2 separate regions of the Homo sapiens genome follow, and region 1 is linked to region 2. Evidence: read pairs that join two places in POLR2A ChIA-PET (ENCODE). Cell type or tissue: MCF 10A. All regions are shown on one strand. Each heading gives the region's core, and the rest is flanking DNA. Links, peaks and the distances in the headings are about the cores only. Region 1 has its middle 58 kb from the start of SMIM20. Region 2 has its middle 12 kb from the start of LINC02357.

Region 1 (5,372 bases), core at 308-5,307, 86 kb before region 2:
GCCAAGCATTCTGTGAAAAAAGTCTTTTTTGAATCATTACAAAACCTTGGAAAATACAGAAAAGCACAAAGGAAGAAAATAAAAGCCACAGGAAATCCCAGCACCCCGAGATAATCACTCCTTGAATTTTAGGGCCTTTTCTTGTGTGTGTGTGTGTGTGTGTGCGTGTGCGTGTGTGTGTCTACTTTAGAGGGAAATATTTCTTCCCCATAAAGAGGATTGTCCTACATATGCTGCTTTTTATAACCTGCATTTTTTTTAACCTACCACTGAACATTTTTCCGTGTCATTAAATATGCTTCTACCATCCTCATTTTGGTGTCAGCCTCGTCTTCCGATGCGGGGCTTCCTGCCTGGCTGAGCTGCCTTCTCAACCCTCCCCTCCCCAGGACACTCAGCTGTGAAAGGCGCTGATTTGCACAGGTGGATCTAATGAGCTCATCTCGCTTCCCCCTACACATTTCAGTTGATCCGAGGCCCAGGGCTGCCAAGTGGGGCCCGGGCTGTCTGTGGTAGTGGGAGCTTCCCCAACAGCCGTAGACTCTCCGGGGAAATCACCAGTCAGCTCTCTACAGCTTCCTCATTCCCCACATGCCATCTGCAGCTCAGGACACCGGAAACTCAAATCATCAAAAACCGGAGCTGGAAGCTCCCTTAGGAAGCTGCTCCAGCTCCTCCAGCCCCTCAAAAACCAGGCTGAGAGAGGGGAAGTGGCCCATCCACACTCAGCCAGGGAGTCGGTGGCAACGCCAAGACTCAAGTTGTGTGCCTTTAACCAAGCCCGGTCTCTTCTTGCCACCACCCCAATGCCTGTCAGGAGCTGGGGTTTTCCTTCTCCACCCATCAGCCCTGCAGGGTGAAGTCTCCATGGCATTCCTGAGCCCCAGGATGAGCCTGCCAACTTAATAGCCCTAGCCCAAGGCTTGACCTTGGGGAAGGTAACTGCCCCACCAGCCTCCTCTGGATCAAGTCCCAGTTTCACATCCCGGGACATGGTGCGGTTAGAACAGCTGCCTTTCTGACTCTCTGAGGTGGCTGAGTAAACATTCCCACAACATCAGGTCTTCCTGCCACTGGGGCCTATGTTGGTGAAGTGCGCTGGGCTTTGGAGACTGTCACTAGCCGCTGAGACTCTGCTTCAGACCTCCAGGCTCTCAGTCCATGGAGCAGATTCTGGTGGCTGGAGCAAGACCAGGAGTCTGGGACAGCCCTGCCCTTCCAGTGGGCAGTCACTTGGAGATGCCCTCAGGGCTAGCCTGGAGCCCACGTGAGGAGTCTGGTTACCAGGGGAACCTGAAGGAGACTTTGCCTCCATGGTGATTAAAGGAGTCAGGCCCAGAGTGTGCCTTGGGAAGCAGTTCTTCCAGCTGAGAGCCAGTTCACTCATTGTGAAATGGAAGGAGGATTATCCCAGTGCCCTATCTGCAGTTCTTAGGAGTCTCGGGCTCTGTGCCTGATTGCAAGAACCCTGGGGGCCTGGCAGTCAAGCAGCATGAAAGGAATTCCAAGGCCTCATTTCCCCCTTTTTACTGAGGCAATCTTGGCTGAGCCCCAGCCCCAGGGATGCCCCCATGGCACAGGCAGAGCTCCGGATGACCCCTTTTCTCATCCTGCCAGCCAGTGAAGTGTTTCCAGCTCTGCATCGCGGCAGGCCGCTTGTGCTTTATCTTCCTGGCATCTTTCTTCCATTTGGTGGGACAAGAGTCTTCTCCAAACATAAGTCCCTTAGCGCTTTTTCTGCATCTTAAAGAACACACTGCCTTGTTTCATCTTGAATCTACTTCCTTTCTCCTGCAGATTTTCTTAAGCAGCAAGCAGGACCAAACAATTCCCGGTGGTGGCTGTGTCTGCTAAGAACTAATGCCGTTTTATGTTAGACACTAGAGAAGGAGAGAATGTCATCCTGGAGAGTTGTCCTCATGGAAAAGATGGGGAGCAAACTCTCCTGTTTGATGCATGAGAACAGATTATTCTTATTCCCTTGGTGACTGAGAGCAAAGCCCCATGCCCGCTGATCCTTCACTCAAGCAGCTCTCATCAGGAACCCTCTGCTAACCCTTACACCCCACCTCTAGGCCAAGAAACTGGAAATCTTACTCTATAACTTTTATGAGTTCCCATTCCTTCAAAGACAGTGTCATTCTCACCATTGCAAGCCAGCAAAAAGATTTCCACCATCACCAGGGGAAGGAGAGAGGCAAGCCAGAAGAAGGAGGTGAACCCCTCTGGTGGCCCAGGCCCTGGGTCTGGAGCAGGGCAAACACCTCTGAGCTTGGCTACCAAGCAGAAGCAGCAAGAGTTGGAAGGAAGGGTGGAAACCAGGGGACAAGGAGAAGAAAGGTGGGTGGGAGAAAAGGGAGGGGGTTACCCGAACAATGGAGCCCCAAGATTACCAACCTGCTGCACGGAGTGGAAGAGCTACGAGGAGAACAAAGCTCTGCTGAGGCAGCCCCTGCTTCCTAACCCTGCTCACGCATGAAGGCAAGAAACCAGCGATACCAGTATTCCAGGGAGGGCCAGTTATAGAATTTTTGAGGCCAGTGTAAAATGAGATTGTGGGCCACCTTACTCAAAAATTATTAAGAACTTCAAGATGGAGACTGAAGAGGATTAAAGCAAGAGTGGGCCCTTGAGCACGGGGCCCTGGTCAAGGGCACAGGTCACATGTCCATGAAGCCATCCCAATTCCAGGGCTGGGGCTGGTGATCTGATGGTCTCTGGCCTAATTCAGATGCAGTTTATTGAAATTGAAAACAAATCTTGGGGGGGACATAATAAGATCAAATCGAGGGATGGAAGTTACATCAATAATACCTAGTTATTGAGTACCTGCTGTATGTCAGGCTTTCTTCTAAATGCCTTATATATGTTCCCTAATTCAAACTTTATGACAACTAAATGGGGTAGGTACTACCATCATCATCATTATCTGCCAGCTTAAGACACTGAGGCACTGAAAGGTTGAGTGATAGAACCATTGTGACCATTAGTTACCGGAAAGGCTAAGTAATTTGCTCAAGGACATCAAGCTTCCTAAGTGAAAGAGCTGGGATTTGAATGTAGGGCTAGGGCCCATGCCCCTAATCATTTAACAGTGCTGCAAACTTAGTGGGCAATTTCATCCAAGGGAAGCTTCTTTACAAGGAATCATCTTCCTGCAGCAAAGGAGGTTCTAAGTAGAGGTGTTCAGAGAGCCATGGCTGGCAACATTTGAATATAGGCAGGATCCCCTTTACAAAGGGGAAGCCAGCATTGCTATGGAGTTGGATGAAATGACAACAATCCTCATAAGACCTACCACTTTCTCAGTATTTGTGATAAGTCAGCAACTATGCTAAGCATTTTATAAGCACTTTTAGAGCCCAGAATATTAGTGCCTTGTCCTGTTTTACGGAAAAGGAAACAAGCCCAAAGGCACAAAACTTAGAGCTGTCATTCCCTAGAGTCAAGGAGCCAGGATGCAACCCCAGATCAGTCTTCCTCCAAAGCCCTTGCTTTCAACAGCTGTAAGATACAGGTTGGCTTTTAAAGTCCCTTCCACCCATAAGATGCAATAATTCTGAATGTCCATGGGGAAATGATATTGCGTCTGCCTGTGCGGTTTTATTTTCGCCAGTACTGATATTTTTATTGAGAGGTGGGAGGCTGCCAGGGGCCCGTGGAATCTGTTCCCTGTCTTGTGTCAGTCCTCTGGCACGTAGGACCAAATCCTGGCCAGATCCCACCGATTCTTCCTCGCACTCTACAATCTGAGCTTTGTTTAAGTGATGGTGAATGCCTGTATTTCTGATTTCATCTGTGCTTAACAAGATAACTTCATAAGTGCTGGTGTGATGTCCAGAAAAGTTCGTGAAGTCTCACTTTCTTTGAGCCAGGAAGCTTGTGACAACTTCTGTACCTCACACTGACCTGCAAGATGCCCTCTAGAAGTTTCAGAGTTAAAGCCACAAGCTAAAGGGCTTTAAGCCCAAGCACAGGCTAAGGGCTCTTCCAGTTTCCTGTCTCTGCTTCCAAACTGGCCCGCAGGAATTCTGTCTTATGGTTCTGGAACTGTCAGCACCAGCAGGCCCCTAAGGATATTGGAATCCTAAAGGGCACGTGCCAGGACCCAGACCTCTGCCGCTGTAGACACCCTGCTCTTCAGAAGAGCAATACATGTCACCTGTACTAGTGCCTTAGGGCTGCTGTAACAACAGAAAGTTATTCTTTCGCAGTTCTGGAGGCCAGAAGTCTGAACTCAGGGTGTCTGCAGGGCTGCGCTCCCTCTGAAGGCCCTAGGGTAGAACCTGTTCCATGCCCTCTTCTTAGCTTCTGGAGTTCCCAAGAATCCTGGTGGTTCCTTGTCTTGTGGATATATGGCTCCAATTTCTGCATTTATCATCCCAAGGACTTTTTTCTGTGTCTCTGTTTTTTTCTCCTCTTTTTTTCTTCTTTAAGAGACAGGGTCTCGCTCTGTCACCCAGGTTGCCGTGGTGCCATCATAGCTCACTGCAGCTTTGAACTCTTGGGATCAATTGATCCTCCTGCCTCAGCCCACCAAGTAGCTGGGGCTACAGGTGCATGCCACCATGCCCAGCTAATTTTTAATTTTTTTGGAGATGGAGTCTTGCTGTGTTGCCCAGGCTAGTCTCAAACTCCTGGCCTCAAGCAATCCTCCTGCCTTGGCATCCCAAAGTTCTGGGATTATAGGTGTGAGCCACCACACCTGGTCTCTTCTTCTCATTTTATAAAGACAGCAACCATATTTAATTAGGGCCTATCCTAATCAAATATGACTTCATCTTAACTTGATTACATCTGCAAAGACCCTATATCCGAATAAGTTCATGTAGGGGAGAAACTATAATTTCTCCCCTCCCTTTTATGTTCTTATTTGAGACACTCTGGAAAACAAAAGTCAGATTAACAAAAGAGAAACAAGCAGAAATGTATTAATGCATGCTCTGCCTATCATGCGGAAGAGGCCTCAGTTCAAAAGTATTTCTCTCTCAAGCTAGTGGCGTAGAAGCCTTGCTTAAACAATATTTTAACAAAGAGCCATAAATCCTATCTAGTGACAAGACAAAGGAGAGAGCAGTTTCAGTGTTTGAAAAAGTGGGAAAATGTGGGAAGAGAGTAAAATCTGTTCCTAGATTTTCCTGGTGCCTGCAGGTGCTTTCTCTGGGCTGATAAGCAAGTGATGTGTCTTAAGTAAGGAAGGATTCGTGCCTGTCATCAGGCAAGTAGAGGCCAAGGCAGTGTTCCCCTGCATTTTCAGTGTCTTTAACTTAACAATCCTCACTATTTTGAGAAGAAATATTTTGGTTTCCTGCATTCACAGGGACCTCAAGTTAGCACATCAACATATCTTTTTAGGGAACACAATTCCACCC
Region 2 (5,372 bases), core at 289-5,288:
AAGCCAATTGAGGCAGGCTTTCTGTTTCTTGTAACCAGAAAACATCCTCTTCCGATTCCCACCCCAAGAAGGAGCCTCAGGTTTCCTCTTGCAGTGGGTCCTGAAGTCTCCTTGCTCTGGGAGCTTTTCCAGAATGGAAGTGGTCAACTTGGAGTGAAGCTGGTATCTGGCCTCCCTGAGCTTGGTCTTCTCATCCAAGAGGCCGGAAGATGGGCGCCCCAGCTATCCACAGAAGATTTGAAAGTAAATAGAATTTAGGACGATCAAAATGGTTTCCAGATTATGGCCCAAGGAAAAATGGGCTAAGGCTCTAATTGCGGTAATTATGATAATCAAGTGTACCAGCCGGATGCAAGGAATGGAAGCCCAGTGGGAGCTGGTGAGACCCGCCCTTTACCTCTCGGCTGTCATGTCTAAGCTCACCCTACTGCCCTGTGATGCCAGAAGGGTACTCTGCAAGCCACAATTGACAGACTATGCCCACAGGAGGCACTAGAGGGAGACTGGGGCAAGAGAAGAGGAGAAGGACCTCATTGTTGTCCTTCAGCTCCTGGCAGTGTCCCTCTAGCAGGAGCAGACGGTGAGCTCCACTTGCCAGCTCCATTCAGCATTCCCAGGTGCCCCTCACCATGCACCTGCAGAGGTGCTGGAGCCCACCAACAGCCTGGGACCTAGGGGGTGGAGGAGAAGCTTGACAGCTTCCTCACCTACTCACTGTGGGCATCAGAGCAATTCCTGGCCCACCACCCTGGGGGTGCGAGCATCTGTCAAATCATGCCCCCTCCTCTTCAGTGGTCTGAACACAAGCTATGCAGTTTCCCCCCAGGAGCCCGGCACCAGCATCATGAGACCCTCCTCTGGTAATCACCCTCTCCCCTCTTTTCTGCCAGCCCTAGGAGTAACCTACTCCCGAGTTATCGCAGCATCCTCATTTTCATCTGTCACTGTGTAAAATTCTTTTACTAAATCTCCTGTTTTGAAATATCTACTGTGGTTTCTCTTTTCCTGGCTGGGGCTCATCTGAGAGAGTACATTGATTAGGTTATGTAATCCACAAGTCCAAATTGAAGGTAATCTCAGGCACAATTTGTTCCAGAGCGTCTAAATATGATTAGGGCCAACACTGAATTTTTTGTTGTTTTTTTTTTTGAGATAGGGTCTTGCTCTATCGCCCAGCCTAGAGTGCAGTGGCATGATCACGGTTCATTGCAGCCTCGAACTCCTGGGCTCAGGTGATCCTCCAGCCTCAGTCTCCCAAGTAGCTAGGACCACTGGCATATGCCACCATTTCCAGATAATTTTTTCCCACCCTTTTTTTTTTTTTTTTGAGATAGAGTCTCACTCTGTCACTCAGGCTGGCTGGAGTGCAGTGGTTCAATCTTGGCTCGCTACAAGCTCCGCCTCCTGGGTTCAAGTGATCCTCCCACCTCAGCCTCCTGAGTAGCTGGGACTACAGGTGCCCACCACCATAACTGGCTAATTTTTCTATTTTTAGAAGAGATGGGTTTTCACTATTTTGGCCAGGCTGGTCTCGAACTCCTGACCTCAAGTGATCCGCCTGCTTCAGCCTCCTAAACTGCTGGGATTACGGGTGTGAGCCACTGTGCCCAGCCATTTTTTCCCACTTTCATTTAGAGATAGGGGTCTCCCTATGTTGCCCAGGCTGGTCTTGAACTCCTGGCCTCAAACAATCCTCCCTCCTTAGCCTCCTGAGTAGTTGCGATTGCAGGTGTGAGCCACTGCACCCAGTCCACTCTCCTTCCCAACATTTTCTCAGCACCAGTCTCTTCCGTGTGTGAACTGTTTTTAGGGTGGCCTCCTTCTGGGTAGCAAAAATGACTGCAGCAGCTCTAATCCTCACATCCAGAAGCCAGACCTCATCTGAAGAAGACAGAGAATGCCTTTGTCCCACATTTCTAAACACGAGCCCTGAACTTCACTTTGCTTAGATTAGGTCCTGCCATTTTAACCAATTCCTGTGGCCAAGGCAGCAGCCCACTGATTGGCTTGGTGTGGATTGCATGCTCTCTTCCTAAAACTGGGGTGGGGCCAACACCTATGGGGTCACTGGACGCACAGATGGAAATCAGAGCTTCCTGGGAAGCTATAGTCAGATGCTGAGGAGATCAAGATCCCCTACACTTAATCTCAGATTGTCCAGGGAAGTCCAAGCTTCCTATCACTATTGCTGCTGTTTTTAAAATACAATACCTTTAAAAAATATATAACTACATTAGTCCATTTCTATGTTACTAGAAAGGAATACCTGAGACTGGGTAATTCATAAAGAAAAGAGGTTTAATTGGCTCATGGTTCTGCAGGCTGTACAAGCATGGCACCAACATCTGCTCAGCTTCTAGGGGGAGCCTCAGGAAGCTTTTACTCATGGTGGAAGGCAAAGTAGGGGCAGGCGCATCACATGGCAAGAGAGGGAGCAAGAGAGTGACGGGGGCTCACATCAACCGGTTACAACATATGTGCTGAGTGTGTCATAGAACAGTTCCTCCAAACTTTTTTTTTTTTACATTTATTTATTTATTTATTTTTAAAAAAGAGTCTCACTCTGTTTTCCAGGCTGGAGTTCAGTAGCATGATCTCAACTCACTGCAACCTCTGCCTCTCAGGTTCAAGTAATTCTCATGCCTCAGCCTCCCAAGTAGCTGAGATTACAGTTGTGCACCACCACACCCTGCTAATTTTTTGTATTTTTAGATGGAGTTTCACTGTGCTGGCCAGGCTGGTCTCGAACTCCTGGCCTCAAGTGATCTGCTTGCCTCGGCCTCCCAAAGTGCTGGGATTACAGGAATGAGCCACCATGCCCAGCCCAAACTTCTGATCTTGCATCTCTACCATTTAAAATATTTGAGAGCACAAGCCAGTCTATGAGTACCAAAAACACTCCTGATCATCCATCCTGGTCCCTGGAATGGGCCCCTGACCCGGTTAAAGGACTTCCCTCGGACCCCAGCTCAATAGTTAGTATCTTATGGAGGAGATTGGGTCTTTAACAAGGCTTCTACTGTCCCAGAGCTATCGATAGTACTGCTGCAGAACCTTCCCAGATGACTCAAGGGTGTCGCACAAAGCCCTGCTCAGTGCGGGTGCCAGGGCATGCTCGCCCTTAGGGCCCCACTCTTGGTCTAGAGGAAACCAGGTGGTTTCCCCATTCGACATTCATTTTCTCTTTTTTCTTGTTATAGCCTGGGAGGCAGAGTGTGGCGTGCCTGCCTGTTCACTCACACACGTTTCTTCTGCTTGTTCCAGCTGGCTCAGAGCCCAGCTGTCATGGAGCATGTTCTCTGGCATCCATGCACACACACAGGCCAGTCCTGTGCCAGGGAAACACCATCCCAACTTTCTGCCTGCTGGACCAACTACTCACCTGCAGGGTCTCAGCCCAAATATTAGCTCCTTCCAAAGCCTTCCATGGCCCCCTTGCCAATCTTGCCACATAGCTCCCTTCAAGATGATGATCTGATTTTGTAAGAAAATGAAAGAGGACTTTAAGTGACAATGTAATTCTTTGACAGGAAAGCAAGGCATTCAATAAACGAAAGTAGCACATTTGTGAACAAGCCTGGATGAATATTTAGTTATTTTTCAAACGTGAAATGAATGCTTTTTAAAAAATGAACTATTTTAAAGTGTTCTGAAAGACAGGTTTAAATACTTGTGCTGGTGAACTGGCATCATGTTTTCTTTTGCTTTGAATGTGAGGATGCTCAGAGCTCATGGATGTGCTTGATTCGGTGGCTTTCCTCTGCCTGGGCTTTGAAGAGAATGCTGGCCCTCTTGGTTTTGGCTTTTGTCTTCTGTGAGAGCCCATGAGGACAGCAGCTTGATGGGGTGGACAGAGCTTGGGCTTTGCAACCAGCACTGGGTCAGTCCCTGATGGCTCACTCACTAGAGATGTGCCTTTGACTTGGGCTCGGTTCTCCTACAGGCAGGCCTGAGACAAGATGGGAGAGCAAGTAGCTCCTCTGGACAGGATCACGAGAAATGCCAGGAGGGGAGTCAAGAGGAGACATGGGAAAGAGAAGACAGAAAAGCAACCCAGAGAGCTTGACTGAGCAGGTTAGGTCACCACGGAGGGCAACTGGGAACTAATCCCAGTAGGTATCTTTGAGAGACTGTGGAGCACACCTCAGAGCTGTCCCACCCAAGGGGGGAGGAAGCATGGGGATTTAGCTACCAGCTGCCATCAGCCACAGGGCAAGGGCTGCTCCTAGAGGCATTAGCTCCTTGGCACCTCTGGTCTGTCCCTAGCACAGGCTGAGCCAGAGCCTGTGGCTGAAGAAACCTCTTAGGCATGTTATGGGCTGAATGTTTGCATCCTTCCAAAATCCCTGTGTTGAAACACTAGCCCTGCATGTGATTGAATTAGGAGGTGGGCCTTTGGGAGGTGATTAGGTCATGAAGGTGGAGCCCTTGGGGTGGGGTTAGTGCCCTTATAAGAAGAGACGCAAGAGTTTGCCCACTCTTTCTGCTTTTGAGCATGTGAGAATACAATGAGAAGACAGCCATCTGCAAACCAGGAAGCGGGCCCTCATCCAACACCCAATCTGCAGGTGCCTTGGTCTTGGACTTCCCAGCCTCCAGAGCTGTGAGAAATAAAGGCTTGTTGTTTAAGCCACCCAGTCTCTGGTGTTTTTTCTTTTTCTTTTTCTTAAATAGCAGCCAGAACCGACTGAGACAGGAAGGGACCACTGGTGCTTACAGTAAGGAGCCATCAGGGATGGTGAGAACCCAGGGCGTAAGGAGGGGCAATGACAGTGTCTGCTACCGACCATAAAAGTAAGAAGAACAATAAAAACGTGAATGCTAACTTCAGTGTATGGCTGGGAAATCCAATGAGGTGATACATGTGAAATCACTGTGTAAACTAAGTCATCATACCAACATTCCATTTGATACTAGGGATGGTGATGATGCCAATGACAGCAATGAATCACATGCTAGATCACTTGCTCCATCTCCCTCATAGGAATCCCTGACCATAGATTGGGTTCCAGTAGCTTTTTAAATTTCTTTGTAAATTTCTCAGTCTTTGTAAATTTCTCAGGTGGCTAGAAGTGGCATTTCCTCAGTTTGTTGGACCTGTCCTAAGAGTCAAAAACGAAACCCTGCACAGAAGTCCCTCTCCTTCCAGCCCCGGACCCTACAACTTTCAGCAAATAAATAGAAATGCCTTTTGTTTTATTTCTAGCATTTTGAAATTCAACTTTTTGAATATATTTGCATGGGGCAAAATTCTGGGAAACATTAAATATATTAAGAGGCATACAGTGAAACCATCTCTGGTTTTCACTCATTCAGTTCCCTTTCTCCCAAAAGTCAACATGACTACTATTTTCTCATGCAAATTTACAAAG

What was found. Peaks named below come from ENCODE experiments on the same cell type or tissue, not always from the same donor. Only the 100,000 strongest peaks of a DNase experiment are listed, where the experiment ranks them.
Region 1: POLR2A ChIA-PET joins it to region 2 with 5 read pairs; 5 of 35 experiments call an interaction of 5 or more read pairs at or near these places.

The regions. Positions count from the first base shown.
Region 1 is chr4:25,969,903-25,975,274 of GRCh38, forward strand. No RefSeq gene overlaps it. Among named protein-coding and RNA genes, the nearest start is that of SMIM20, 58 kb to the left of the region's middle. In MCF 10A, for the core only: no CTCF peak of the experiment used is centred there; no DNase peak of the experiment used is centred there.
Region 2 is chr4:26,055,576-26,060,947 of GRCh38, forward strand. No RefSeq gene overlaps it. Among named protein-coding and RNA genes, the nearest start is that of LINC02357, 12 kb to the right of the region's middle. In MCF 10A, for the core only: no CTCF peak of the experiment used is centred there; a DNase peak (open chromatin) is centred at 3,196.